Linked DNA regions of Homo sapiens: region 2 is linked to region 1. A link is an interaction called in ENCODE POLR2A ChIA-PET data of the cell type or tissue named here. Cell type or tissue: PC-3. All regions are shown on one strand. Links, peaks and the distances in the headings refer to the core of each region. The heading gives the core; the rest is flanking DNA. Region 1 overlaps MACROD2 (mono-ADP ribosylhydrolase 2). Region 2 overlaps MACROD2 (mono-ADP ribosylhydrolase 2).

Region 1 (5,386 bases), core at 76-5,075:
GATCTATTACTGAGGCTACTTCTTTGGGAAACTAGGGCTTGAATCCATTGGGACCTGCTGAGAAAAGTACAGATGCCTCCCAGGGTTGCCCACCTAAATGATGAGAGGCTGGGGAGTTTATTCAAGGTTCTGGACCCTGATGATTGATGGTGGTCTTTGAGGCATTAACATCCTCATTATTCTGGCCCCTAACGGTCTGTGGGTTAGGAACTCCAGCAACATAAAAGAAGGCCATGGGCAGGAAGCTAAAAGACATGCTCATGCTGGAGATGAAATGCTGTTAGCTTGAGATGAATCTGAGCTTGCACAGAACTGTCCACTGCAGCTGTTTCTCAAGTTAGAGAGAGGCCAAGGAAATCCAACACAAGACATGAGAGTCATCTGCTACAGTCACACGTCCTTAGTTCCTGAGCCTGGAAATACGCTCAGACAAGAGAGTTGCATCATCCATGAGTACTTCTGCACACTCAACCACATGCACTCAGCCACAAAGTGACAGACGGAGAGAAAAGATCAAGAGTGCAGAGGATTTTTGCCACAATTTCACTTGATGTGTATGCCCCAGAGTAAGTGTGATTTGGGAGCTGTGCCTCCTCCTGTGTGCCTCTTATTATATGAGTATCTCATGGCAAACAATGTCATTATAATGGTCACATATATATGTTTCAAACATCTGATGCTCAACAAAGAAATGGCAATTGGTTTCAATGCTGGAGGAAAAAAATATCTGGGTGGTCCTTATTAATATGTTTAACTGTATTTATTTTCTGGGCAACAGAAGACACAATTACCCTACACTGGGACCCTAACTGTAAAGTGCTTGCCTTTCCACTACACCAAGTGTATCACACTGCATTAGCACCATTTTTCTCTCTGCAAAAATCTCTCCCATTCCATTTAATATTATGCTGATGTTATGGACCTATTATGTGGCTTGAGTCTATAAAATGTTTGCTGCACAGTTTGGAGTGAATGTTCGGTGTGGACACTGATCAAGAATCTAGGTCACGCTGCTGGGAGACATCAGGAGGAGGATCTTAAGGCAACCAACTCACAGAGGATAATAAGGGCAGCAGACGAAAGCATGGGGATAACATGGTAACAGATAACATGGGGATAGGGCTCTTTTCCAGCATTCGAGATTTGTGAGTAAAGTGTCCCTTATCATAATATGATAAACTGAATGTATTAAGTAGAAAAATAACGTGATTTTAAAAACACAATAGAGAAGGGAGCATGCACTAAAACATGCCTATGATGATTTTTCTCTTTCATACTGTCTTAGCTTGTATGAAATAAAAAAGCAGAGCTTGAGATGAGGACTTGTGCACAGATAGTTTATTCAGAGAAGTGGTTCCCAAAAAACTAGAATGAGAGTTGAATGGGATAGGAAGTGTAAATGTAAAACAGGAAGGGGGAAAGCCAATCCAAGGGTGTATAGTTGGGCTGGTGACTAACGTGAGCAACTGACGTTTAATCTTACTGGGGATGCTATCAGGAAATGTGTAGAATAACTTCAGAACTGTCTGCCTGAGACATAGAAAGAAGAGCATGCTCCTACCTGCTCCCATCCCATATTGGCCAAGAACTGAATCAGGTATAAGGATGCACTGGACTACCTGACTCCCAAGAGCAGTAGCCAACACACCTCCGAGGAAGAAACAGTTTCAGGTACAGCTAAGGTGAGGAGTTATCAGGTTATATCTCTGTTCAGCTGATGCAACAGCAATGGATGATGGGAAGAGTCGGCTGGGAGAATGTGAAATAAAGCATAAAAGATGTCTAATGCTCATATTAAAATGCACTCTGTCCATCAAAGTGTCCACAGAAATCAAACCACAGTGACTAAGTTTTATATATTTAAATAATGTAAAAGTAATATAAATCCTAAATGATGGCCTTTTATAATGCTCCTTAGTCCAATTCCAATAAAAGGGATATTTTAAAATAGAAACTCTATCCCAGGATTCTAAATTAAGGAAGTCATGCTACAGTGTGTTTTTTAAAAGGCCAAGAAAAATAAATAATACAATGAATGAAGAAATTGCAAGTGGTTAAATCAGTGGTTGTCAACCTTCGCTCCACGCTGGAATCAGGTAAAGAGATTTACAAAATATAGATGCTCAAGTTCTACAATCAGAGATTCTGATTTGATTGGTCTGGAGTGTGGCTAGAACATGAGAATTTTTTAGAGTTCTCCAGGTAATTCTAATATGCAGCTAAGGTTGAGACACATTGGCTTAAGCAAAGCACAAGTGAAAAAACCAAGAGTGTTTTAAGTACTAATGGGGACTATAATCCAAAGTGTTTTTCCTTTAATTCAAGCATTTAGATCATATGCTTTAGCTGAAAATGTCTGGGCTGGGTTATTGTTTTAGATTTCAAAAAGAGTCTCATATATGGCACTCACGACATCAGCCTTTGCAAACTGCCCACAGGTAGATTGGTATTATAGTTACTCGTTTTATATTCTCACAGTGGACTGCCAGGTGAGCAGAGGATCAGTTTAGCTTTTCAAATGTGTTCTTCAGAGATAAAGCTCTGCAATGACTGACTGAATAAATAAATTCATTGGTAATAAATGAAGCAATCTGCTACTGGATGTTTGCCCCCAAAGTATTCATTACTAAGTAAACTTGAGGTCATTAAAATGTTAACACAGTAAAAGAACACTGAAAAAAGAACATATGTCTACTGAAGTGTTTGGCACAAACTTGTTAACTTCAAGCTTCCTTTCTTTGGTAGAAAAGTAGGTCCTAAGGTCACGACTTCCTAGTTTTCATTTTTAGCTATAATGCTGCCATCAGTGTTTTGACCTGACCACCTGCTTAAGAGAAGCCAGGGCTTTGCCAGCATTTGTTTACACAGCACAATCCTGGGCATGCCAGTCTCCTTATGTTATCACCAGGAGTGTCTTGAAATACAAAATGCAGATACAAGACATGACATCCAATTTTTGCTTGACAGTTGCAAATAACATTTTATATTGAGAATGATAATATTTACTTTTGATTTTTTTTTTTTCAGGCAACGGGAAAAAGAATCAAATTCTATTTATTCAGACCAATTGAAAAATGGAGTAACCAAGATAATGGAATAATACATTCAGTGCCACTGCATATTAAGTCTGTACGGATTTTCAGTTTTCAAAAACTTAAAACACAGTAAAATACTCTTAGTGCTATAACTACCCAGGGATGATCGGGATTTTGCTCAGCAATTAAAAGCATCACTGTGAACATCAGCCACCATATACAATACTGTGATTTTTCTTTCAAACTGGTCTCCATCTATGTAACTGAGTTAGCCTTTTCAACTAGACTATTTGTACTTAGATGTTTAATTTTTTTTTCTTGAAGAAGACCTCTAATCAACCTGCTTTGAAAAATTCTACTTAGCATCAAGGCACTTAATTATCTTGCTAAGCTTTTGTTCAGTTGCTTTGTAAATAATGACATGAAACATTCCGTCTTTTTACATCCAAGCTTTTCTTCTTACTGATTAGATTCCACTTAAATAGCAACATGTTCCTTCAAGTTCCTCCAAGATGAGGGACTTTCTTTAATCACCTGAAACCTGCTGGTCTGCCTCTTTAGCATCCTGAGATATCACATTCAACAAGCTTAAATCAACAATACAACTACTTTATTCCTCACAGGTTGAGTGTATTAATTCTCATCTCTTTATCAAGCTTTTATATTAATTCAAGTATACAAAGATATGCAAAGTAGATTTTGAAATACAAAATGATTGCAATACATAAAAATGGGCTTTTCCTTCAAGTTTTTAAAATATAACTTATTTAAAAAGACAAAGTTAATAGAATCAAATTACATCTTTATAAGAAAAACCAACTTTCTATTAAGAACAAAATGTGATAATCAACAAAAAATGTATTACTCAAATATCGAAACGGTTTTTCCCTCAAAAGCACACAAAGCAAGTATTAAACATTTATTTTCAATCTGATTATAAAATGTCATTTGCACTTGTCAAAGAGTGTGTATTAAGAATTGGATACAGTTGGCCGGGCGCGGTGGCTCACGCCTGTAATCCCAGCACTTTGGGAGGCCGAGGCGGGTGGATCATGAGGTCAGGAGATCGAGACCATCCTGGCTAACAAGGTGAAACCCCGTCTCTACTAAAAATACAAAAAATTAGCCGGGCGCGGTGGCGGGCGCCTGTAGTCCCAGCTACTGGGGAGGCTGAGGCAGGAGAATGGCGTGAACCCGGGAAGCGGAGCTTGCAGTGAGCCGAGATTGCGCCACTGCAGTCCGCAGTCCGGCCTGGGCGACAGAGCGAGACTCCGTCTCAAAAAAAAAAAAAAAAAAAAAAAAAGAATTGGATACAGTTGCTTCCCAGAAAAAAAAATGAATGTGTTATGTTTTTTAATATGGGCAAATACCTGAATTAAAATAGAATGAAATGGTAAAATGTAGGGGTTAGGACTTTTAGCTAGCAGCAGCTTTAAAGAAGTGCATTCCATAAAATTTGCAAGTACTTCCAAGAAACATGGGAAGAACATTTAAGCTTAAGAAGATTTAGAGAAGAAAAAAGGAATTCTTAGAAGAAACAGCTGAAAAGTCACATAAACCAGAGTCACACGCTCCTCCCTGTAAAATAGCAAAGCTATAGAAAAGTAAATTATTATCCATCTACAGTGAATTATCTGCCTTAGGTTTCGGTGAATTTACCTTCCCCGATATCAGCTCTTTCCTTTATTCAGAAGTAATACATTCACACTTAAAAAATAAATCTAACTGCTTGTAACTAAATCCATCTGATATTTGGTTGTAATATTTTAGAGTTTTGGCTGACAAAACACTAAAAACTTTGATAAAAACAAAGACTTATGTAATTAGGTTCACTGTTGTTGAAATTCTACTCTATAATAATGTAAAAGGAGGAATGAAGGGCCCTGAGTTATTATTTGTTAAAAAGCAAGTAAATATTTGACTGAACAGGATTCTTAAAGAAATAAATGACATTTAACAAAGAATATCTGAGAGGCAGTCAAAAATACCTGGATTATCAATCCCTCCCTTAAATGAAACACTAAAAATCCCTGCCTACAATATACAAAATAAAGCATACACACAATTTTCTCTTCACTGAAAGTATATCGCCTGTAATAATAAACTTCCTTGTACCTGACTACTGTAATATCAAAAAATAGATAAAAATAAAGGCATTTAAAATAGCTTATATTTATTATTTTTATGTTGTATTTGAACATGAACTAAATTTTTTCTCAATTTGTGAAAAGAAAACCTGCCATTGATATATGTGTAATATAAAATATAATATATATTATATATATTTTTAAATACAAACAATTCTCTTTCCTCTTGGAAGAGCCTTTAAAGTTCCATACCATTTCCTGACT
Region 2 (5,386 bases), core at 128-5,127, 300 kb before region 1:
TTTTTTTTTTTAATGCTTTTCTTCCAGTTTGAATATTTTGTGACATCACGAGACAAGTCCAATTGTGATACTCCAAATAGTGGCCAAGTGTCTCCTTCTCCAGTCTTACCCATTAAACCAAAAATGAAAAATACCATTTTGGTAAGGAAGCAATTGTTTCTGCTATTTTTCAAGAAATGCTCAACATGGCCAGCCACGGTGGCTCACATCTGTAATCTCAGCACTCTGGGAGGCTGAGGTGGATGGATTGCTTGAACACAGGAGTTTGAGACCAGCCTGGGCAACATGGTGAAACGCCGTCTCCACAAAAAATAAAATACAAGAATTAGCTGGGTGTGCCTGTACTCCCAGCTACCCAGGAGGCTGAGGCAGGAGGATCACTTGACCCTTAGAGGCAGAGGTTGCACTGAGCCGACATCATGCCACTGCACTTGAGCCTGGGTTACAGAGTGAGACAGTCAAAAAAAAAAAAAAACAAAAAAAGCTAATCACATATTCAGTGCAGGCATTAGTATATTTTTCTATCTAATATATTCAAGTCTATTTGCTTCTTAGAAGAGGTATTTATTTCCTCACCATATTACTCACTATACCGCTCTTGATTTGTGTAGCCCCTGTTGAGTCCATTGAGGGCAGGACATCTCCATCCCTAGCATTAGTTCAGCATAGAGTCCACACTGATAAATACATGTGGACTAGTATGAAGCCTTTGCAGACACACATGCACACATGTATGCACACATACAGCCAGGTAGGACATGAATTTTTGTAATAAATATACTATGATATGGCTATTTTGTCTTGTTATTCTCATAATGGGCCAAAATGGAAGTGCCTCCCATCCTCTGCCAAAAATCAAAAAAGCATTCACTATGAACATTTATTTTCAGAGAAGTGTATGATCATCTTGTGGTCCCACAGACAGCCCTAAAATTCCCCACTAGAGACGCCAATGTCGGAATGAGAACCTGGGTTTCTTAGCTTAAAGAAGGCTGCCATGATGGCTCCAAGAATTTTATTTCTTCTCTTCCCATTTTCTCTCTCTGTCACTTTCTGTTCTTACTTCATTTCCTCATTTGTATTTTGGGTTTACTACAACCAATATAAAGAAGTTGTAGTAATTAAAAAGTTAAAGATTAGCACGGGAGCTGGCTTTCATTTACTCATTATTTCAATGCAATCATACTTATTGATACCCTATGGTTCCTGGACATTGGGCTAGATGGAGGGAATAAAACACTAACAAGTTGGACAGAGTCCTCTCCTCCCAGAAATGAGATACTAGTAAGGGATAGAACCAAGTTATAGCACAGGTAAAAAGCTAAATGATGGGAGAAGGGGCTAATGTGGGAGGATTTGGGATGTGAAGGGGATCCCTTAAATGATAAACCAGAGCAGGTCACTCCTCTTCTCAAACTTTCCCAATGCTTCCTTCCCACCTTACTTATGACCAAAGCCAAAGTCCTTACAGCAACCAACAGGACTTTCTGCGAGCAGGGCTCCATCACCTATCTGACCTCATCTTCTCTTCTTCTGCTTTCCTCTTAGTTCACTCCAGCCACTCTGGCCCTTCCACGCCTTAAACACAGTGGCCCATACCTATCTCAGGGCCTTTGCACTTGCTGTTTCCTCTATCTGGAATAGTATTCTCCCAGACAGCCTCATAGCTAGACCCCTCACTTCAATCAAGCCTTGACTTTATGACACCTGCCCAGTGGGGCCTTACCTGGATTTTGCCAAAACTGCAACATCCCCACCCTCCAACATTTTATATTGCCCATCCTGCTTCACATTTATTTGTGCTCAGCTGTTATCATTATCTAACATACTATGTAATTTACCTATTTTCTTGTTTATTGCCTGACTTTTCCATGAGAAGGATAAATCCCATGACAAAAGGCTCTTTTATTTATTTTGCTCACTGTAGTATCTCCAGGGCCTGGAACAGTGCCTGGCACATTGTAGATACTCAATGAATACTCTGTGAATGAATAAATGAATGAAGGGTCATAAAATTCTTCCCAGAGGAAGTGAGCAATTGAAAACTAACTTGAAATCTAAAGAATGCGACTGAATTATCCCAGCAAAGGGAATGGAGGATGGTAAGAAGGAAGAGGAACAGGAAAGAGCATTTCAAAGGAAGAGATTTGGAGTACATCAAGATTTTGGTAAAGCTGAAGGCTAAGGGCCAAAGGTTCAATAGGAGATAACAAGGTGTGGCTAGTGAAGGAGGCTGGGACCCCATCCTGCAGGGCCTTGGAAGCCAGGCAAACAAATTTGCACTTTACTCTTACAGCAATAGAGGATGTTTGAGAAATTATAATCAGAGGACAGTTATTCTTTCTAACTAAAAATAAAATCATCATGACTAGAGTAAAAAGGGGTAAGGCTGGAGGCAGAGAGACTGGCTAGTAGGTAGAGGAGGGATGATGTGTGTACCAGAGTAGAGGTGATGGCACTCAAGAGAAGCAGAAGATTCTAGGGTCAATTAGAAGACTTTGTAATTGGTATTTATGTATATGATACAATAATATCTGATTAAGTCACAGAATTATTAATTATATGCAATAAAGATTACATGTATTTCTAGGGTGGGTCAAGAAGAGAAAGATAAGAGAGAAGAAAGGGTCAAAGGTGATGACTGAGTTTCTGGCTTGGGTAACTATAGTATCAGATATTAGTAGTATCAGACAGATATTAATTAAAGAGCATGTAGTATAAACATGGCCCAATTTTTTGACACTCCTCTCAATGACAGGTAGGGTTTGTAAACCAAAAAGTATCTGAGACAGTTCTCAATCAGTTTAGAAGTTTGCTTTGCCAAGGTTAAGGACATGCCTTTGACATTAAGATGTATGTTCCATGTCCTGGAAAGGCAGGACAAATGGAAGTTGGGTCAGTAGGGGATCAGTGCTTTCAGGTCATAGGTGGATTCAAAGATTTTCTGACTGGCAATTAGATGGGCTCTTGATAAATACCTGGAATGAATAGAAGGGAGTGTCTGGGTTAAAGTAAAGGGTTGTGGAGACCAAGGTTTTTATTACACAGATGAAGCCTCCAGGCTTCAGAGAGAACAGATTGTTTTAACGTTTCTGTTTCAATATTAACGCTGGTCAGTTGTGCCTCAATTCCAAAGGGAGGATGGTATAATGAGGCATGTCTGACTATCCATTCCCATCATGGCCTGAACTCATGTTTCAGGTTAACTTTGGAATGCTCTTGGTTGTGAGGGGGATCCATTTAGTTGGTTGGGGGCTTAACATTTTATTTTGCTTTACAGGTCCTATGTCCCTTCCTCTTAAATTTGGGCAGAATTTGTGACTTCTTTGTCCAACAAAATATCGCAGAAGTGATGCTGTACCAGACTGAAAAAGAGTGGCAGTTTCTAGCTGTGGTATCTTGGATCCAAAGAATCAATGACCCCATACAACAGACCCAGTAGAGTTCCCAGGAAACAGCCAGCACCAGCCATGTTGGTAAGATATCTTGAAAATAGATACTTCAGCCCACTTGAGCCACCACAGCTCACACCACCTGGAGCACAGTCAAGCCTTTTCTGCTGAGCCCTGCCCAAACTGCAGATTTGTGAACCAAATAAATAATTGCAATTGTTTTAAGCCAATAACTTTTAGGGTGGTTTGTTGTTAAAAGCTATGGATAACCAGAAAAATGAGAAAGAGTCAACAAGAAGAGAAATTGTCATGATTTTTCTGTGTGAAACCACACAGGGTTAAGCAGTTGTGGTTGCCTAATTATTCCTACTCCATGGGATATCACAGGAAAGAAGAGAGTGTGCTTTACTATGGGGTTACACTGTTATTTTGGGATGATCCTGAAAGGAGTTAATTCTGATCCAAACTAACCAGAGAACTGACAGAATATATTACATACTTAAAGATCATACTTTCATTTTGTTTGAACCACTGGAGGGAATCCAATCCCAAATTAATATAACAAAACCAGAAGCTTGCTTAAAAAATATTTTATCAGATTCCAAAGTTGAGCTTGTGGTAGGGTGTACTGGAACCCTTTAATAGGTACTCTAGTAAAGACATTCTTTTCATTTTGTAAGTGAACAAAAGAAGACAGAGTGAGCCTCTCTGGAAGTGCCTAAGTTATTGGTAGACATTGTCCCTATATTAAGTTGGAGATCAATAAGGCTCCAGATCAATATCAGAGCTTCATGTCAGGGGACACTATATGCATGTGACAGATGCAGCCAGGTAGGAAAGGAAAGTAAACAACTCTTTGTTTTTATTTAAACTACTTTTTTTTTTAAGTGAGTCAGATATAGACAGTTCATTTCAAGTGCTAGTATTCAGAACTGGAATGTGAATGGGATTAAAGTAGTTTTATTAGAGAAAGGGGAAGCCCAGAGGGAAAAAGGCATGAAAAATTCACTTCAAAAGCTGACATTAGTCCGACATGCTTACCACAGAGCCAGAAACCATGTAGGTAGACTTCAGCTAAAGGCTCTATAAACCCAAGTATTATTTCTATTATCATCCTAATCACTGTCTTCATTGAAAAGGAAGAAAATACACCCACATTGTAGACATAATGTTCAAATTATGCATGTGCCCTGGAGCTTAAGAAAGGTTAGATATGTCTCTTGGTTTTTCATGAATCTAACTTAGAATCACCCATTCAGGCTATTAATTACCAGCATTTCCCACATGTAATTACAGACTTTTTAGGAAATGGGTTGTTGCATATTTCTCTACCCAAAGACATGAGAGAGAATCTTACTCCTTTGTGGTATTTAAAACATGTTAGGTCAATGGATAGGTAAGTGATTCAAAGGAAAGAGAAACAGTATTACCATCATTACTCATGACCAAGAATATGATGTGGCCTCTGTTTCATGAAGATGAATTAATTCCAAACACCCCATCACAAAAATGTGGCCATTCTCACCACTTTTATGGCTTATGTAAGAGGGCATGTTGGTGTCTCCATAATATCAGCATTGGTGGAATTGTTTCTTACATCTGTTACATAAGGTCTACATACTTAAGTCCTTCTTGAATATAGTTCCAAGAGTAATTTTATCTTCAGGGAGCGATCTAAACTTTATTTTTAAAAAAAATGGAGATAATGCAATCCAACATATTTCCTTTGGTGACCTGAAATCTTACAGCCAGAATCAATGCCGTACTCTGATCTATTCAACTTAACGGTCTGAACGCCTTTCTGCTTCTTTAGAATGATCTTATTCATCTGTTTTAACCTTAAATGGTTTTCCATCTTTAAACTATTCAACCAAATAGCATTTTATTGGAAGGAGCAAAGAGAAGGGATGAGTTGGGAAGAAGAGTAAATCTTCTGTATCTCAACAACCCAACTTCCCAATCTATTTAGATAGTTATTTTAGGGTTTTTGTGTG

Evidence for each region. Peaks named below come from ENCODE experiments on the same cell type or tissue, not always from the same donor. Only the 100,000 strongest peaks of a DNase experiment are listed, where the experiment ranks them.
Region 2: POLR2A ChIA-PET joins it to region 1 with 6 read pairs; 1 of 35 experiments calls an interaction of 5 or more read pairs at or near these places.

The regions. Positions count from the first base shown.
Region 1 is chr20:14,578,080-14,583,465 of GRCh38, reverse strand. The region is part of intron 4 of MACROD2 (mono-ADP ribosylhydrolase 2); the gene reads right to left. All of the region lies in intron 1 of MACROD2-IT1 (MACROD2 intronic transcript 1), which reads right to left. Among named protein-coding and RNA genes, the nearest start is that of MACROD2-IT1, 26 kb to the right of the region's middle. In PC-3, for the core only: no CTCF peak of the experiment used is centred there; DNase peaks (open chromatin) are centred at 425 and 2,675; H3K27ac peaks cover 1,263 bases.
Region 2 is chr20:14,882,489-14,887,874 of GRCh38, reverse strand. The region is part of intron 5 of MACROD2 (mono-ADP ribosylhydrolase 2); the gene reads right to left. MACROD2-AS1 (MACROD2 antisense RNA 1) reads left to right here. Exons shown (of 2, transcript NR_110318.1): 2 at 3,281-3,622. Among named protein-coding and RNA genes, the nearest start is that of MACROD2-AS1, 44 kb to the left of the region's middle. In PC-3, for the core only: no CTCF peak of the experiment used is centred there; a DNase peak (open chromatin) is centred at 2,014; H3K27ac peaks cover 1,899 bases.